Regions from separate parts of the Homo sapiens genome. Here region 1 is linked to region 2. Evidence: read pairs that join two places in POLR2A ChIA-PET (ENCODE). Cell type or tissue: PC-9. All regions are shown on one strand. Links, peaks and the distances in the headings refer to the core of each region. The heading gives the core; the rest is flanking DNA.

What was found. Peaks named below come from ENCODE experiments on the same cell type or tissue, not always from the same donor. Only the 100,000 strongest peaks of a DNase experiment are listed, where the experiment ranks them.
Region 1: POLR2A ChIA-PET joins it to region 2 with 12 read pairs; 2 of 35 experiments call an interaction of 5 or more read pairs at or near these places.

The regions. Positions count from the first base shown.
Region 1 is chr1:185,431,336-185,439,397 of GRCh38, forward strand. It overlaps the pseudogene RNU7-183P and the pseudogene MCRIP2P2. Among named protein-coding and RNA genes, the nearest start is that of CBSLR, 120 kb to the left of the region's middle. In PC-9, for the core only: no CTCF peak of the experiment used is centred there; no DNase peak of the experiment used is centred there.
Region 2 is chr1:185,640,553-185,651,999 of GRCh38, forward strand. It overlaps GS1-204I12.4 (a long non-coding RNA gene), which reads left to right and starts at 5,957. Exons shown (of 3, transcript NR_188649.1): 1 at 5,957-6,246. The region is part of intron 1 of LOC107985239 (a long non-coding RNA gene); the gene reads left to right. RefSeq lists an enhancer at 5,421-6,334. In PC-9, for the core only: no CTCF peak of the experiment used is centred there; a DNase peak (open chromatin) is centred at 5,909; H3K27ac peaks cover 343 bases.

The DNA.
Region 1 (8,062 bases), core at 1-8,000, 210 kb before region 2:
AGTGAGACATAATATCATATTATTTTAAGCTACTAAAATTTGGGGGGTTTTGTTTGTTTCAGTACCTTATGTTATCCAAGCTATCACATGAGGAAGATTCCCTTATGCAACATACCATGCTTCCTGGGTTTGGGTCTTTATTGTCATGAAGGGCTAGTGCTTTTACTTGACAAATGTCATTGGTAGGTACATCTCCCTTTTATTAAGCTAAAATCTGATGAAGTCCTGTTAGTTTTAGCCACTGATCTCTGGAGCAAGACCAGGAAAGAAAATGTGAGTGCGTTTGTGATATGGAGGCTTCTTTTTGTGGTGGAAGAGGCCGATTTCGGAGGCCAAGTCTAGCTTGGAACAGTGTTGCCTGGAAAGGAATTTGAGAAAACGTCACACTGAATACAGTTGTGGTTAGATGCAGAGATGGACTTGAGAGAGGCTGTCTAGAAGCTCAAAGTGAGTCTATAAGGGTTGAGTAGATCCTTATGTGATGAATACCAGGAAGACTGAGGTTAACATCTAAACCCAGTAATCATCATGAGGGGTTAGATGTGTCTTTTCATGAGTGGTAGGGAGCTGTTGCTTGAAGGAATCGGAGTAGATGAGACAGGAGCAACAGAAAAAAATCTGCTCCTTTATTTATGTCCTCCTTTATTTATGTCCTTTATTTATGTCCTCCATGAACTTTATCTTCTCCAACCTAAGCAGACCTTTCTTTTTATTTCTTTTTTTAAATTTTTTATTGTTATTATTTTTGAGACAGGGTCTCGTGGTATCACCCAGGCTGAAGTACAGTGGCATAATCATAGCTCACAGCAGCCTCCACTTCCTGGGCTCAGGCAATCCTCCTACCTCAGCTTCCAGAGTAGCTGGGACTACAGGTGTGCACCACCGTGCTTGGCTAATTTTTTTATTTATTGTAGAGATGAAGTCTCACTACTTTGCCTAGGTGTGTCTCAAACTCCTGGCCCCAAGCAGTCCTCCCATCTCGGCCTCCCAAAGTACTGGGATTACAGGCATGAGCTTCTGTACTCAGCCAGCAAACCTTTCTCTTGTTTTTTGTTTTTTTGTTTTAGTTTATAGACATCATAAAATTCTTTGTATTTTCTTCTGGATTCATGTTAGGTTGTATAGAATTAAATATAGCACTTCATATATGGCCAGTCTAGTATAGAGCTCAGTGAGATGATTATTCTAACATCTGAATATTATGTGCTTTGAAATAAAAGAGACTGGGGCTGACTTCTGCCACTTACAAACTGGGTGATTTTGGGTAAAATACTTCTCTGAGCCTCAATTTCTACATTTATAAGAGAAAAAATTATGCTGAATCACATGGCGATTGCTGTGTAACAAAGCACCCTAAAATGTAATGATTTAAAAAGACATCTGTATATTACTTCCCAAGAGACTATGGGAGAGTTGGTTGATCTTGGCTGGACTCTTCTTTATTTTTTTTTTGAGACAGCATCTCACTCTATTGCCCAGGCTGGAGTACAGTGGTGTGATCATGGCTCACTGCAGCCTCAACCTCCTGGGCTCAGGAGATCCTCCGGGATAGGTAGCATGTACCACCACACCCAATTAAGTTTTTGTAATTTTGGTAGAGACAGGGTTTCACCATGTTGGCCAGGCTGGTCTCAAATTCCTGGGCTCAAGCGATCTGTCCCCCTCAGACTCCCAAAGTGCTGGGATTACAGGTGTGAGCCACTGTGCCCAACCTGGACTTATGTATCTAAAGTCAGTAGGTTGGTGGGGGCTGGTCTGGTCTAGGATGACTTCAGCTGTCATGACTTAAGTGGTTTCTCATCTCCTCACAGGCTACTCTGGGCTTGTTTCTATGGAGATGAGCAGGGTTCCAAGAAAGGGAGGGTGGAAGCATAGGCGGCTTTGTGAGACTCATGCTCAGAAGTGGCACAACATCACTTTGGTTGCATTTTTTTTGGCCAAAGCAAATCTAGCCTAGATTGAAAAGGTGAAGATTTCATCTCTTGATGGGGGTGGAGTAGTTAAAAAATCATGTTGTAATGGATGTGAATAGAGGGAGGCCATTGAAGCCGATAATGCATTTAATCTACCACAATTACCTACTTCCAAGAATTTTAACGAAAAATAAATATTATGTATAAATGATCTGATACACAGTAGGCAATCAATAAACCTAGTTCTTTTTTCTTCCATTGCTCTCTCTTACTTCTCTATTAATGAAGTCTGAAAATTTATTAATTAGTTTTCTTAGCTACTATGTTATTATTATTTTGGACCTGAAATAAATCCAAATTTTTTTTATATAAATCTGTCTCTCTCATTCTATATTTATATAACATGTTATATTTTCTGTAAATTTAAGATTTAAAATTTGCTTTGTAAAATCTATTAAGTGCATAATCATGGCCCATATACTGTGAAGATGTTGTTCATGATAGTGTGGTGGTTAGGGGCACCCTCTCTGAAAACAGTCTGCCTGGGCTTTAATCTCGCTGTGCCCTTTGCTAGCCCTCTGACCTTGGTCAAGTTACCTAACCTGCCCTCTGTAGAAAGGAAGTTATAATAGGGTTTTGTCATCTCCTATCTCCTATGACTGTTGTGAGAATGAAGTAATTTAATATTTCTGAAGCCTCTAATATTTCTGAAGCAGTGTCTGGCATGTAGGAAACTCTATGTGAGCAGTTGTTAAATATATAAGTGTTTGAATCTCCTGAGTGTTTCAATTGTTCAGCAAATTTATAATCCACTTACGTTTACTTTCACCATCTTCTGCAATGAATATTATGAGAAACTCCACATGCTTTGCAGAAATCTATTTACATGGTGTCTGGAGTTTTTGATCAACATAGCAGTCACTTAATAAAGGCAGTGAAGTTAGTTTGAAATCACTTTATGAACAGTAAAATATTTGTTATTAATATTATTACAATAATGTTACAGCTGTTTTAGAATTTATATACTAGATTTTCTGGTTTTCACTGGAAAACCCCACATGCAAAAAATTATATTATTATGTAATTATTATTAACTAATGTCCAATTTTCACAAAACATGTTTAAAAATTTTCTCTAGACATTTGTCAGGGAGTAGTCTATATTTTACAGGTTCTCATCTTTCCTCCCCTTCTGTTATTCTTTTTTTTTTGAGACAGAGTCTTACTCTGTTACCCAGGCTGGAGTGCAGTGGTGTGAACATGGCTCACTGTGGCCTCCAGCTCCCTGACTCAAGCAATCCTCTTGCCTCAGCCTCCTAAGGAATAGCTGGTACTACAGCCACACACCACCCCGCCTGGCTAATTTTAAAATTTTTTTGTAGAGATGAGGTCTCACTGTGTTGCCTAGGCTGGTCTTGAACTCCTGAGCTCAAGTGATCCTCCCACCTCGGCTTTCCAAAGTGTTGGGATTACAGGTGTGAACAACTCGCCTGGCCTGTTATTCTTTTTCTCCATGATGTTTTAACTGATTGGGATATTTGGACAATTTATTTCTTTAAAACTAGCTCAAAATTACCATACTTATGCATAATTGAATACATAATTACAATACATTGTAATAAACAGATAAGTATAAAAAGAAAAGCAAATTAAAAACAAACACCCAAATTTCTACTGTCCAGAGTAAACTACTATTAATATTGTTTTTTTTTCTTCCCCCTCTTCCCTCTCTTCCCTCTCCCTCCCTCCCTCCCTTCCTTCCTTCTCTTCCTTGTCTTTCTTTATGGAAGAATGCTATTCATAGCATTTTATAGCTTGTTTTCACTTAACTAACTATTAATGTATTTCTACAATATCTATTCTACAACAATATTCTATAACACTCTGCCAGTATTCTACAACATCATTTTGATGGCTGTGTACAGCTCTGTTGTATGGATATAACATAATTTAATTAGCAATCCTCTATTTTGGAGCACTAGTTTTCAGTTTTTTATTATTATTACAAATGTAGCATTTTGAACACTTTTATAGGTAAAATTTTGTGCACAACCATGATTATTTCATTGGAATATATTATTTGTTGAGTCTAAAGCATAGAGCACTTTTAACCTTTTAATAAATTTGACAAACTTCAGCCCCCGCAGAAATATTGTTGTTGTGTGTACTCTTAGTCTTGTCTATTCTGCATTAATAATAATAAAAAAAATCCCCTGCCTTTGTTCTGGAGCATATGCATTAGTGAACTCAATGAGTGTTAGAAATCTACGTCTAATTAAAAAATGTAGCTGGGCCCACAGACATTACTTTGTTATAGAAAGGCTTTAATATTTTTATTATCTTAGTTAACAAAACCATTTGTGAGCCATGAGTTCTATCTGTGAAATGGATCATTAGATGGAGATTGGCTTATCATTGAGTTCTAAAGCCCTAGAAATCTTTTTGTCTCTAAAGAGGCAACAAATAGGCTAATACTCTACTGAATACCTAAGAGAATCAGTGAGCAGTTGTGATATGATGGTATCTACCACTGATTCCTGATGTGAAATTGTTCAAGGGAAGGGAACTAACTCTTGTTAGAAGCCAGGCACTATACCCATGGGGAGAATGTTCACTGGGTGTCTGAAGCCTGGCAGCAGGTGGAACTGCAGCCAGATGGTGGCCCAGCCAGGAGAGTGAGCCAAGGCCTATGCAGTGCATGGAGAAGAACCCTAGCCCCTGCTGCACAGATTTGTGCCCATTGGCCTGGATGGAGTGGTGGGTGCAGCAGTTCCTGGCTAGAATCATCAAATGGTCATAGCAGCTGCCTGAGAAGAAACACTACCATGGTGAACTCTTCACCAAAAGAGAACCATGGTGCCCCATCCACCTGCTGCAGCCTGGCTGAGCACTGGCCATACCTGAAGTGAGAGCATTTGGACTTTTGTACCTGCTGTTCCATTGGGCCCAATCGCCAGAGGTCAAAGGCTGAACCTGTATGACCTCAATTCTGCTTACTGTACCCAGGGACCCACCCTTAGGACTGGCAGGAAGGAGCTCCAGGCTAAAAAAGAAAAAAAAGAGAGAAACCAGGCACTGTACATACATTTACATCATGAAATCCAAACTACAGGCTTACTGAGGTTATGTATTAGCCTTTTGATTTTCAGAAAGATAAATTGAAGCTAAGAGATTATTCCATTTGTCCGAAGTCACGTAAGGTCTAAGGTGGAGTTGAGATTAAAATATAGGTCTACCTAACTCCAAACGTGTATGCCACCCAAGCTCATTCCTGCCCTTATCATAGTGCACTATCTGATTGAACCATTAGCTCAAGAGTATTCCTTGAACACAAAGATTAAATATGAAATGGATACGGTATTTAATAATACATGTCTACCTCTCCTGAGCTCTTAAGGCACTCAAGGTTGGAACAAAGCTGTTTTGTGGCCCCTTCCTATGTTCCTAATTTAATGATGGTCAGTAAGACTCAGGAATCTGACTGCTCCAGTACTTCTTTCTTATATAGTCTCCAAATTTCTAATAACATGAATTGGCACCTACTAACCATAAATTTATAGTCCTAGAAACATTGACCTGAACAGATCACCTAATCATATCACTTCTAATTTTTAAAATGCATACCACTCTAATGGGGGAAAAATAGATATTGCCAGAATTCATTGCAAGACAAATTCTTGGATGGGACAGTAATGAGGCAGTGTCTGGTTTTCATTAAAGGTAATAAATAAATAATTCATAACCCAAACAAAAGTAGTATAGGCTTTGTCATAAACATTATTACTATCCAATGCACTAATTGTCAGTGGAATATGCTTTGAGGAACGTGAAATGAGACCTTTCTTCCTACCCTATTTTAGTTTAGTTGTCACTTGACTCCTTGAGAGCTTCAAATCTAATCTATTTTAAAATGGCTAGAGAAAAAAGTACATTACTCAAATGTGAAAAGTGTTGCAAGAGAAATTCATCCTGAGTTCAATCAGGAAGGGATCACTGTTTTGCTTGTTTCGTTTATGGGTAATATAGTTTTATCTCCATAGAAGTTTAAATTTCATGCTCAGGATTAAAGATAGTAAAGTGCCAGCCAAATTGGTATTTTTGGAAAAGCTACATAAGATTTCACATTCAAACCTTAAACACATTATTCCTTTCTTCATTGTATTACTTAATCTGTTTTTCCTTCCTATGGAACTAGCTTTTGTTTTGAAATATGACATAGTAATGGACTATTGCAAAGGAAAACAAGAATAAAGAAATATGATTTTTTGGTGTTGTTTGTATGCATAAGTATAAAGTACTTATTATTGTTAAACCAAGCTTTTTGTTTTACCTGTTTGGAGAAATAAATTTCTCTGTGCCACATGGCATTCCCTGCTGGCATTTTATGGGGCCACATAGGAATGAATGGTCGATTATTTTTTGGAAGGTGGTTTGTTGTAGAGGATAAGAATTTCATGCAAACAACATATATACAGGGTAGCATAAAATGGAATTTAATGTATAAGCAAGGATATGACAGTGTAAAAAAATCTTGGATGCAGAATCAGGAGGTCTGTGTAAACAAGAGGTGGTTGTGGGGACTGCGCTCTGAAAGGAGTTAACTCATTCTGTGACAGGAAGCAGACTTGGGAGAGGAAGAAGGAGGGATTTCACAGCTTCAGAGTGGGGACCATGGAAGTTCAACACAAAGGATGGCTCTGGATAAGTCTGTGTGATGCCCTGTCCTGGGAAAAAAAACACTGCATAGGGAGAAGCGAGTATGTGAATGAGCCTCAGGATGTGACTTTGGGAACCCCGTTAATTTTGGTGGGGAGTACACTTGGTTGAGTGCAGCCTAATTCCCATCTGGGCTCATCCTTGCTTGTCCCTTTAAGCACTATGAGGCCCAGCCAAGAATCTGTACTCTGATGGTGGAAGTGACTGGAACCAGAGACTCAGATGAGGTCACCTGGGAAACAAATGTAAGTAGAGAAAAAGAAGAGAATCCAAGACTGTTCCAAAGTTCAGAGGTAGGTAGTAAAGGAGGAGTTGAAGAGGAAAAGACCAGTGAGGTAAGAGGAAAATTAGGACAGTGGGGCGACATTCTTCTGGGGAGAGAAAAGTGTTTCAGAAAGTTAAGGAGTGGTCAGTAACACTAAATGTTGCTAAGAAGTTCAGCATGACGAAGGCACAGGATGTGTCCATTGAATTTGGTAGCATGGAGGTCATTGGCGAACTCAACAAGAACATGGAAGCTTGATTGGAGTGGTTGAGATGAGACTGGGAGGTATGAAAGTGGAGACAGGAGATAGAGTTATTCTTTTGAGGTGTTTGCTATAAAGAGAAGGAAAGAAATGGGGTAATAACTAGATAGCATATTGGGTCAAGGGAGGGTGATTTTTCTAAATAGAGAAACTAGATCTGATGCAACTGATTCAGAAGCATGGGAGAAATACAGTGATATAGGACAGAGAGGGTATAATTGCAAAGTAGTGGGAGAACATAGATTCAGAGATCTAAGTAGAGTAGGTGGGCTTTTTTGGAAGAAAGGACACATCTACCTTAGTAACTTCAGGAAAGAAGGTAGAAAGCAGACGCACAGAAGAAAGGAGATATATAGATTTGGTGATGAGAAGATAAGGTAACTCCATTTAAATTGCTTCTAATTTCTCAGGAAAATAGGAGGTAAGTTCAACAGCTGGGATGAGACAGAGATGTCTGAGGAAGAGAAAGAATAAAATAGCTGTCTATGAGAGCTGGAAAACAAGCACACTGGGGAAGTGTCAAATATCCATTCATGACTCTGAGTCATGAATTTATGGTGGAACTATTTAGTGGCATTGAGTGGTTTTCTTTAGCAAAATTCAGTTACAAGAATTTGGCCAGAGTTAAATTTAATCAGGTTTGAAGGTTTTCTGGGGAAGTCAGAAGGAGGGAAGGGGCAGAAAGTAATTAAAGGAGTTTGCATGCAAGCAGGTGTCTGGGCACAGATGGCAGTGAGGACATGAAGGTAATGGACTGGAAAAAATGTCACCAGTGAGTGGAGGAGTGGTCAGGAGGTTGATATATACCATCCACAAGGAGGGAGATGTGAGTGAATTGTGGTCTAATGATATGAGCTGGATATTTTAAAGAAGGAGAGGCAAAAGAAAGCTTTGAAAATGGTACTAG
Region 2 (11,447 bases), core at 1,914-9,913:
TAGACATCTACAGAACTCTCCACCCCAAATCAACAGAATATACATTCTTTTCAGCACCACACCACACCTATTCCAAAACTGACCACATATTGGAAGTAAAGCACTCCTCAGCAAATGTAGAAGAACAGAAATTATAACAAACTGTCTCTCAGACTGCAGTGCAATCAAACTAGATCTCAGGATTAAGAAACTCACTCAACACTGCTCAACTACATGGAAACTGAACAACCTGCTCCTGAATGACTACTGGGTACATAACGAAATGAAGGCAGAAATAAAGATGTTCTTTGAAACCAATGAGAACAAAGACACAACATACCAGAATCTCTGGGACACATTCAAAGTAGTGTGTAGAGGGAAATTTATAGCACTAAATGCCCACAAGAGAAAGCAGGAAAGATCTAAAATTGACACCCTAACATCACAATTAAAAGAGCTAGAGAAGCAAGAGCAAACACATTCAAAAGCTAGCAGAAGGCAAGAAATAACTAAGATCAGAGCAGAACTGAAGGAAATAGAGACACAAAAAACCCTTCAAAAAATCAATGAATCCAGGAGCTTGTTTTTTGAAAAGATCAACAAAATTGATAGACCGCTAGCAAGACTAATAAAGAAGAAAAGAGAGAAGAATCAAATAGACGCAATAAAAAATGACAAAGGGGATATCACCACCGATCCCACAGAAATACAAACTACCATCAGAGAACACTATAAACACCTCTGTGCAAATAAACTAGAAAATCTAGAAGAAATGGATACATTCCTTGACACATACACCCTCCCAAGACTAAACCAGGAAGAAGTTGAATCTCTGAATAGACCAATAACAGGCTCTGAAATTGAGGTAATAATTAATAGCTTGCCAACCAAAAAAAGTCCAGTACCAGACAGATTCACAGCCGAATTCTACCAGAGGTACAAGGAGGAGCTGGTACCATTCCTTCTGAAACTATTCCAGTCAATAGAAAAAGATGGAATCCTCCCTAACTCATTTTATGAAGCCAGCATCATCCTGATACCAAAGCCTGGCAGAGACACAACAAAAAAAGAGAATTTTAGACCAATATCCTTGATGAACATTGATACAAAAATCCTCAATAAAATACTGGCAAACTGAATCCCGCAGCACATCAAAAAGCTTATCCACTATGATCAAGTGGGCTTCATCCCTGGGATGCAAGGCTGGTTCAACATACGCAAATCAATAAATGTAATCCAGCATATAAACAGAACCAAAGACAAAAACCACATGATTATCTCAATAGATGCAGAAAAGTCCTTTGACAAAATTCAACGGCCCTTCATGCTAAAAACTCTCAATAAGTTGGGTATTGGTGGGACTTATCTCAAAATAATAAGAGCTATCTACGACAAACCCACAGCCCGTATCATATTGAATGGACAAAAACTGGAAGCATTCCCTTTGAAATGTGGCACAAAACAGGGATGCCCTCTCTCACCACTCCTATTCAACATAGTGTTGGAAGTTCTGGCCAGGGCAATCAGGCAGGAGAAGGAAATAAAGGGCGTTCAGTTAGGAAAAGAGGAAGTCAAATTGTCCCTGTTTGCAGATGACATGATTGTATATCTAGAAAACCCCATCGTCTCAGCCCAAAATCTCCTTAAGCTGATAAGCAACTTCAGCAATGTCTCAGGTTACAAAATCAATGTGCAAAAATCACAAGCATTCTTATACACCAATAACAGACAAACAGAGAGCCAAATCATGAGTGAACTCCCATTCACAATTGCTTCAAAGAGAATAAAATACCTAGGAATCCAACTTACAAGGGACATGAAGGACCTCTTCAAGGAGAACTACAAACCACTGCTCAATGAAATAAAAGAGGATACAAACAAGTGGAAGAACATTCCATGCTCATGGGTAGGAAGAATCAATATCGTGAAAATGGCCAAGGTACTGGCCAAGGTAATTTATAGATTCAATGCCATCCCCATCAAGCTACCAATGACTTTCTTCACAGAATTGGAAGAAAACCACTTTAAGTTCATATGGAACCAAAAAAGAGCCCGCCCACATTGACAAGTCAATCCTAAGCCAAAAGAACAAAGCTGGAGGCATCACACTACCTGACTTCAAACTATACTACAAGGCTACAGTAACCAAAACAGCATGGTACTCGTACCAAAACAGAGATACAGACCAATGGAACAGAACAGAGGCCTCAGAAATAATGCCGCATATCTACAACCATCTGATCTTTGACAAACCTGACAAAAGCAAGCAATGGGGAAAGGAGTCCCTATTTAATAAATGGTGCTGGGAAAACTGGCTAGCCATATGTAGAAAGCTGAAACTGGATCCCTTCCTTATACCTTATACAAAAATTAATGCAAGATGGATTAAAGACTTACATGTTAGTCCTAAAACCATAAAAACCCTGGAAGAAAACCCAGGCAATACTATTCAGGACATAGTCATGGGCAAGGACTTCATGTCTAAAATACCAAAAGCAATGGCAACAAAAGCCAAAATTAACAAATGGGATCTAATTAAACTAAAGAGCTTCTGCACAGCAAAAGAAACTACCATCAGAGTGAACAGGCAACCTACAGAATGGGAGAAAATTTTTGCAATCTACTCATCTGACAAAGGGCTAATATCCAGAATCTACAATGAACTCAAACAAATTTACAAGAAACAAACAACCCCATCAAAAAGTGGGCAAGGGATATAAACAGACACTTCTCAAAAGAAGACATTTATGCAGTCAAAAAACACATGAAAAAATGCTCATCATCACTGGCCATCAGAGAAATGCAAATCAAAACCACAGTGAGATACCATCTCACACCAGTTAGAATGGCGGTCATTAAAAAGTCAGGAAACAACAGGTACTGGAGAGGATGTGGAGAAATAAGAACACTTTTACACTGTTGGTGGGACTGTAAACTAGTTCAACCATTGTGGAAATCAGTGTAGTGATTCCTCAGGGATCTAGAACTAGAAATACCATTTGACCCAGCCATTCCATTACTGGGTATATACCCAAAGGATTATAAATCATGCTGCTATAAAGACACATGCACATGTATGTTTACTGCAGCACTATTCACAATAGCAAAGACTTGGAACTGACCCAAATGTCCAACAATGATAGACTGGATTAAGAAAATGTGGCACATATACACCATGGAATACTATGCAGCCATAAGAAGTGATGAGTTCATGTCCTTTGCAGGGACATGGATGAAGCTGGAAACCATCATTCTCAGCAAACTATTGCAAGGACAAAAAACCAAACACTGCGTTTTCTCAGTCATAGGTGGGAATTCAACAATGAGAACACATGGACACAGGAAGGGGAACATCATACACCGGGGACTGTTGTGGGGTGGGGGGAGGGGGGGAGGGATAGCATTAGGAGATATACCTAATGCTAAATGACGAGTTAATGGGTGCAGCACACCAACATGGCACATGTATACATATGTAACAAACCTGCATGTTGTGCACATGTACCCTAAAACTTAAAGTATAGTAATAATAAAATAAAAAAAAAGAAGGGAAACAACATTTGAACTAAAGCATAAAAATGACACATATTTTAATTGATAAATCTGAATGCAAAATGATGCCAACAATGAAACCATAAAAAGATTGTGTCTTTCTAAAGCCTTAAGCTTTATAGTTGGTTGAATATTTGTCTTCTATTAGTATATTGCTGTGCTCATTTTCCCTGAGCACCTAGGTCTCTCAGCACCAGTGACTATGTTCCATTTGACTAGATTTAAAGTGCTAGTGGATAAAACTTCTGGATTCTGGGCCTGGCAGGCTATTTCATGTTCTCTGATAAACATTGAAAAACATCTCTAAGTTCTTCCATCATGGGACATGTGCAAGATGTATTTCAATTTTCCATGGCATTACAACTGTAGTTGCCTGACTGTTCTTCTTGCCCACTGCACAAACAAAACCAGTTTACTGAGACCATGGTACTATGGTATATAATTAATTAATTAGCACAAGGCCAGCTATGCAGAAGAACTGGAGTTATCACTCAAATCAGTCTTCCTGAACGTTCAGAGGTTAGGGTTTTGCAAGCATAGTTTGGTGGGAAGAGAACTAGGGAATGGGTACTGCTGATTGGCTGGGGATGCAATTATAGAGGTGTGGAAAATAGTCTTTGTGCATTGAGTCTGTCTCTGGATGGGTGGTTGTGGGGTGGGTGGGGGCCCACAGGACAGATGAGTCATCAGTGACTAGTCCAGGTTGGGTAAGTCTGAAAAACATCTCAAAAGAGCAATCTTAGTTCTACAATAGTGATGTTACCTATAGGTGCAGCTGGGGAAGCAATGAATCTTATGACCTCTGGCCACATAACTCCTGAGCAGTAAGGGATTGTAGAAACAGCATCTACATTTTAGCAGAATTCAGGGCCCTCCCATAATCCTAATCTTGGTAGGCTTCATTAGTTTTACAAACCTCAATATAATATGATTAGCTATGGCATCAAAAATCAGTGTAATATTGGTCCATCTTATTGTAGGAACCAAGGGAAAACTTCCCCTTCACCCTCCAAGGGATCACTAATAATCAACTGACAAAAGACAGATAAGTAGGAGAAAAGGCATACGAAAGTTTGTTTTAACATGGTTAGCACTGGGGAACTTAAGGAGGAAGATTGCCTAATAACCCAATGTGGTACAGAAGCTTATATACTCTCTTCCATAGGGGAGGGGAGAGATGGGGAATGTAGGCAATTCCTTTGAGGGACCACAGATGATTATTAGGGAGAACAGTGAACTTGTAAATGATTCTCTTTGGAATTTGAATGAGCCCTAGAGGCTGGAATTATGTTGTGAAAAAGTCCATCTCCCTGTAGTTGCATTCCTTAGTCTTCTTTTCTGAGACAGATAATGAGATTTCAGAGAAGGGAGGAAAACAATTGTATTTCTCTTAGAAAGAAGATTTCTTGGTCAGATAAGGAAATTCCAGAGAGAGTCCCTCCCTGTGCTTGAGGCAAGGGCTGAGGGACAAGGCAAAGTTAGAGGGACCTTGATTTGCGGGCTGCGTCTAAGGCCTCTTAGCCTGTCATAGCACCAGTGTTTGGGTTATTGCTTTCTGAGCCCCAACGTTATACTCTATCCAAAGGTTTATTTTATTTTAATTTTTTATAAACTCTATGTCCAAACAACTGTAAAACTCACAACATGTGACCTAAGGGTATCATAGTGAGGTTACAGTGACCTAGTAGTCAGTGTGTAATTTCTAGGATTTAAACGGTAAGCTGTTTTCTCTGTGGAGAATGACACTATAGTATACTATTTGGGGTTATGGGCAAGCTAATAGATTTGGCAGTTCTCATTTTTTCCCCTTGGTCAAAAACTACTCAAGTTCTGAATGCAAATAAGAGATCTCAGAGCAGCCTCAAGTACTCAAAACACTGAACATGGCTCTATAAAACAACAGGGTATAATGAGCTATCTTGGTTTCCAAATTGGGTCTGGGATTTTCCAAATTTTACCCCAAATACTGTCCTTTTGGCTTTAATACTCTCTGTACCAGATATATCAGAATGAGAGAATCAAGAGTAAAACAAACTTGCATTTCCCAAACAGAGAATCAATAATCTTTTTGGAAGAAAATTTTAAAGGATATCAATCATTAAAAAAAGCAAGTCTGGAAACGATGATGTGTCACTCATTATGCAAATATCATGCTAACTCATAAGGGTGCTTTTCAGACCAGATTATTCTACTTTCAGACAAGCCCACCATATTAGCTTCATTGCACAATATTTAATCTCTGTCCTTGAAGTTCACAAATTAACTTGCTCTGTGATTTCCTCCTTGTGATAGCCTCTGGCTGTGTTTTTACTGCCTTAACAGCTACTGGCAGGCAGCTTGTCTCCCACATTCACTACAAAGCAAACAGGAATTTGGTCCCAGGGTAATTGGCTGTTCTCCAGCATAAGAATGCAAGTTATTCATGAGCTTTGTGAGCTTGCTTCTGACTAACACAGACTGTTTTCACTAGGGAGCACAGGGACAAAAAGAGTTGTGAAGTTTTGAGTCTTCAGGATTATTCCTTTCAAGTATGTGATAACCTGTGATTCTTCTCCCCAACTATTTTCTAACCGTCCCCGACCTTTTCCACTTCCTTTCATTTCGTAGTGACTACCAGAAATTTACCAAGGAAGCTGCCATGAAATAACATGTTTCTTTTAGAAATACAACTGACTCAATAGACAGCTATGGATGTGCTGTTATTTTGGAGATACAGTAAGTTTACAGAACTTTTAAAATTAAATCTTAAGCAAAATATGTGGGTAAATGCCAAATAGATTGGTGAGAGCCTAGGTTAACAGTAATTCAAAAAAAAAATGGAGAAAAAGACTTGCAGTTTCAAAGATAGGAGCATATATACTTTAAATTTTGAGGTGCTGAATAACAGATTTAAAGTTTACAAAAAATTAAGAGGTTTAAACAAAAATAAAAAAAAAGCTACCCATTCATCATGGTCGGAAGAAAGTAAAAGAGAGAATTCTAAGCTCCTAAAAACAGGGGCATCTAAAAAGATTTTCCTTCTTTATTATCTTACCTGAGAGGTCCATACTGTAAATCTAGATACCATGTTTTCTAAATTATTCTGGAACTACACTACCCACACGACTGTAATATTTAAAATGATTGTCCAAAAATGTATTTAACAGAGACACCAACAAATGTTTGAGACTTACAAACAAGATAAATTTGTTAATTCCTTTAGTTCACTCAAAGCTGTACAATGATAAAAAAACCAAAATATTAAATATACTGTACACCCTGATTTATTTAAATTTTTATTATTACTTGCTGAAAACTTGAATGGAAAGATTTTGCTTTTTTGTAATGCAATTGTCAATGGAAAGAATTAAACTCTGTAAAATATTTGAAGAGATTTATTCTGAGCCAAATGTGAGTGACCATGGCCCGGGAGGTCCTGAGAACATGGGCCCAAGGTGGCTGGGGTGCAGCTTGGTTTTATACATTTTAGGGAGGCATGAGACATCAATCAAATACATTTAAGAAATACATTGGTTTGGTCTACAAAGGCAGGGCCATTCAAAATAGGGGCTTCCAGGCTGTAGGGAAATTTAAACATTTTCTGGTTGACAATTGGTTGAGTTTGTTTAAAGACCTGGGATCAACAGAAAGGAATGTCTGGGTTGTGATAACATGTCGTAGAGACCAAAGTTTTACTATACAGATGAAGCTTTTAGCTAGCAAGCATCAGAGAAAATAGATTGTAAAATGCTTCTTATCAGACTTAAAATCTGTGTTGATGTTAATGCCAGAGAGGTATAATGAAGCCTGTTCAACCCCCACTTCCTGTCATGGCCTGAAACAGTCTCTCAGGTTAAGTTTTAAAAGTCCTAATGTGTCCGGAATTGGTGGGTTCTTGGTCTCACTGACTTCAAGAATGAAGCCGCAGACCCTTGCGGTGAGTGTTACAGTTCTTAAAGATGGTGTGTCTGGAGTTTGTTCCATCTCATGTTTGGACGTGCTCGGAGTTTCTTCCTTCTGGTAGGTTCATGGTCTCGCTGGCTTCAGGAGTGAAGCTGCAGACCTTTGCGGTGAGTGTTACAGCTCTTAAGACGGCACGTCTGGAGTTGTTCGTTCCTCCTGTCCGGAGTTGTTCATTCCTCCCATCTGGAGTTGTTCATTCCTCCCAGTGGGTTCATGGTCTCACTGGCCTCAGGAGTGAAGCTGCAGACCTTTGCAGTGAGTGTTACAGCTCTTAAAGGTGGTGTGTCCAGAGTTGTTCATCCCTCCTGGTGGGTTCATGGTCTTACTGGCTTCAGGAGTGAAGCTGCAGACCTTCACCGTGAGTGTTACAGCTCATAAAGGCAGTGCGGACCCAAGGAGTCAGCAGCAGCAAGATTTATTGTAAAGAGCAAAAGAACAAAGCTTCCACAGTGTGGAAGGAGACCCCAGCAGGTTGCCCCTGCTGGCTCTGGCAGCCTGCTTTTATTCCCTTATCTGGCCCCATCCACATTCTGCTGATTGGCCCATTTTACAGAGAGCTGATTGGTCCGTTTTACAGAGAGCTGATTGGTCTGTTTTGACAGGGTGCTGATTGGTACATTTACAATCTGGCTAGACACAGAGTGCTGATTGGTGCATTTACAAACCTTGAGCTAGATACAGAGTGCTGATTGGTGTATTTACATACTTTAGCTAGACATAAAAGTTCTCCAAGTCCCCACCAGATTAGCTAGATACAGAGTGCTGATTGGTGCATATACAATCCTCCAGCTAGACATAAAAGTTCTCTAAGTCCCCACCCAACTCAGGAGCCCAGCTGGCTTCGCCTAGTGGATCCCATACCAGGACTGCGGGTGGAGCTGCCCGCCAGTCCCGCGCCACATGCCTGCACTCCTCAGCTCTTGGGTGGTCGATGGGCCTGGGTGCTACGCAGCAGGGGGCAGTGCCCGTCGGGGAGGCTCAGGTCGCCAGGGAGCTCACTGTGGGGGGGCTCGGGCATGGCGGGCTGCAGGTCCCAAGCCCTGCCCCGCGGGGAGGTGGCTGAGGCCCGGCGAGAATTCAAGTGTGGGGCAGGCGGGCTGGCAGTGCTGGGGGACCCAGTGCCCCCTCCGCAGCTGCTGGCCCGGGAGCTAATCCCCTCACTGCCCAGGGCCGGTGGCGCCGGCCAGCCACTCCGAGTGCGGGGCCTGCCGGGCCCGCGCCCACCCCGAACTTGCGCTGGCCCGCGAGTGCTGTGTGCAGCTCCGGTTCCCTTCCATGCCTCTCCCTCCACACCTCCCAGCAAGCAGTGGGAGCCAGCTCCGGCCTTGGCCAGCCCAGAGAGGGGCTCCCACAGTGCAGCGGTAGGCTGAAGGGCTCCTCAGCATGGCCAGAGCGGACGCTGAGGCCGAGGAGGTGCTGAGAGCAAGTGAGGGCTGCTAGCACGTTGTCACCTCTCACTAACTGAGGGGGAAGTCCATCCAGATGGTTGAGGGGTCTTAGAATTTTATTTTTGGTTTATGTAATTTATAAGTGAATCAGTTCTTTCACACTTCAGTTCCCTATCCTTGTGTGGCATCATCTCTCTCTCTTGATCATGCATCTACCTTTGGATTGGCGCTTGGCAGTTTCGTGGGACTCTCTGAGTAGACACACGGAGATTTGCAAAGATCTGTTTTACTTAGATGTCCGAGGAGGAATATTAATTAATTTTAGCATGCCACCTGCAGCTTGTAAGCCCAGCATAGTTCACAGATCAAATGCTTGCATTCCAGCTGCTGGAGCTCTAAAGTTAAGTGGTTAGGATTTTTGCCCTCAAGGAGTCCTCAGTCCAGTGGAGAATCCAGATGCACAAACAAACATTGATGATGAAATATAAGTGTAGTAAAGAAGAATGTGGCAAATTGTGTAGGGGTGAAGGGAAAGCTTCCCCTTCACTCTCAGAAGGTTCCGTGAAAAATTCAGTTCACAAAAGGCAGATTAATAGGAGAAAAAGGATACTAAAAGAAACTGACCAAACTTACTTGATCATAGTTTATTTGATCATAGTTTCCCATGACACAGGAGCCTTCAGAATGAAGATTCAACTCCCCAGTGGGGTACAGGAGCTTGTATATCACCTTGAGATTACAGAAAGAACAGGAGCTTGGAGCATGGCCAAAACCAGGTTATGGTGGTAAATCAGATTTTAGTGAAGAGACAGGTTATGGGAGGGAGAGAAGGGGAGGCTTGGCTATTAAAAGTGGTCTTGGTATGGAGATAAAACCTCACAGGTAGCAGCCCTCAGAGAGGATAAATGGACAATGTTTCTTTCGGATATTTAAATGTGTCAGACTCTTGGTTAATCTTTCCTAGATCTGGATTAGGGAAGGCCTGGTTGCGTTAATGCAGATTGCTAATGATGCAAATTTCCCCCACAAAAGACAGCTTTGCAGGACCAGTTCTGTTTACTGACCCCCTGACAGCCATCCCAAAATATGTCAAAGAAATATATTTGGGGCTGAAATATTTTTATTTCCTTTAGCTGCCATGGGAGCGTGGATGAGAAAGCAATTCATCTCGAAATGGAGATTAGTAAATGTGAGCCTTAGAGAGGACAGATGTCTGAGCAGAGCTTTGAATCACATGTTAGGGAGGTGGAGTTTGGAAGGAGGAAGGCATGATGCTGCGAGAACACGGTACTTCTGTGGAGTGGTCAGGGGAGAGTGGCTAGAGAAAGAGGTGGACATAGTGAAGGGCCATGAGGTTTGAACTTTGGACTTCCTTCTGTAGATAGGAGTCTTCAGAGAAAGTAGCATAATCACAGCCAGGTGCCATTTGGAATTTTACGAGTGAGGCATCCAAGTGTTTGTTCAATGCTTGTAAACCAACCTTGTTGTAGGTGTGGATTCATAAACTGATTTACACACTTGGATAATGGGTTATTATGAGCCAATTATTTCTTAGAGACTGAAAAAGTTCTTAGTAACTGAAACCTTCTGCCTCAGGACATAGGAAGGGCAGGATAAAAGTAATCAGGCTTAGAATGTTTCTCACCAAGACCAGTTTGAGCAAGATTAGACATTTCAATAGTCAGATCTTTTCTCTTCAGGGCAGCTGTAGCAGCATAGCAAGACTCAGATGTGAGTGCCAGGGTCTGTTTAAAGCTTCCTCACCAGCTGTGAACTCTTTGGCAAGTCACTTCTTTGATTCTCAATTCTTCTACTATAAAATGAGGAATATAATCATATCTATTTGTTTCAGAGGTGGTTGTGAGGATTAAACAAAATTAAATGAGCTAATATAAGCATTTTTTGGATGTCATAAAGTATTGTGAAAAGTATGGGGTTATGGTTATAACTATCAAAAGTAGAAGTCTAACTGATTATAAAAATACCAATAATGATTATTATTTATTGAAGGTTTGTTTTGTGCTGGCCCTATTCTAAATTCTTTACATATGTGATCTTATAATTCTTATAGTAATCCTATAGGGGAGGTTTTTACAGAGAAGGAAACTAAGGCTTGACAAGGTTGAACAATTCATAAGCAATAGAGCCAGAAATCAGAAGTCATACTTTGCTGACTACAAGCCTGGGCTTATAATCACTACTTTTCCAATCAATCTTTTATTTTCATTTTTTTTTTCTTTTTTTATAGATAGGTCTTACCTATGTTGCCCAGGCTGGTCTTGAACACTTGAGCTCAAGTGATTTTCCCACCACGGCTTCCTAAGTTGAATCAATCTTTTCAAAATGCTTGTTTTTTACTTTAAAGTTTAGGCAACTGACAAGAAATTATCAACACATCATCATTGCAGAATTACTAGGCTGAAGTTTCTCATGTTCCTTCTATCAGAACTAGGAATCTACAGATAGAAAATGTGATCCCTTTTTTTTTCTTATATATGAACACGAGCTATTATTGTTGACTACAAATAAAATATGCTCTGAGTTTTGTTGTCAAAATATGACTTGAGGAATAGTTTAATATGAAAT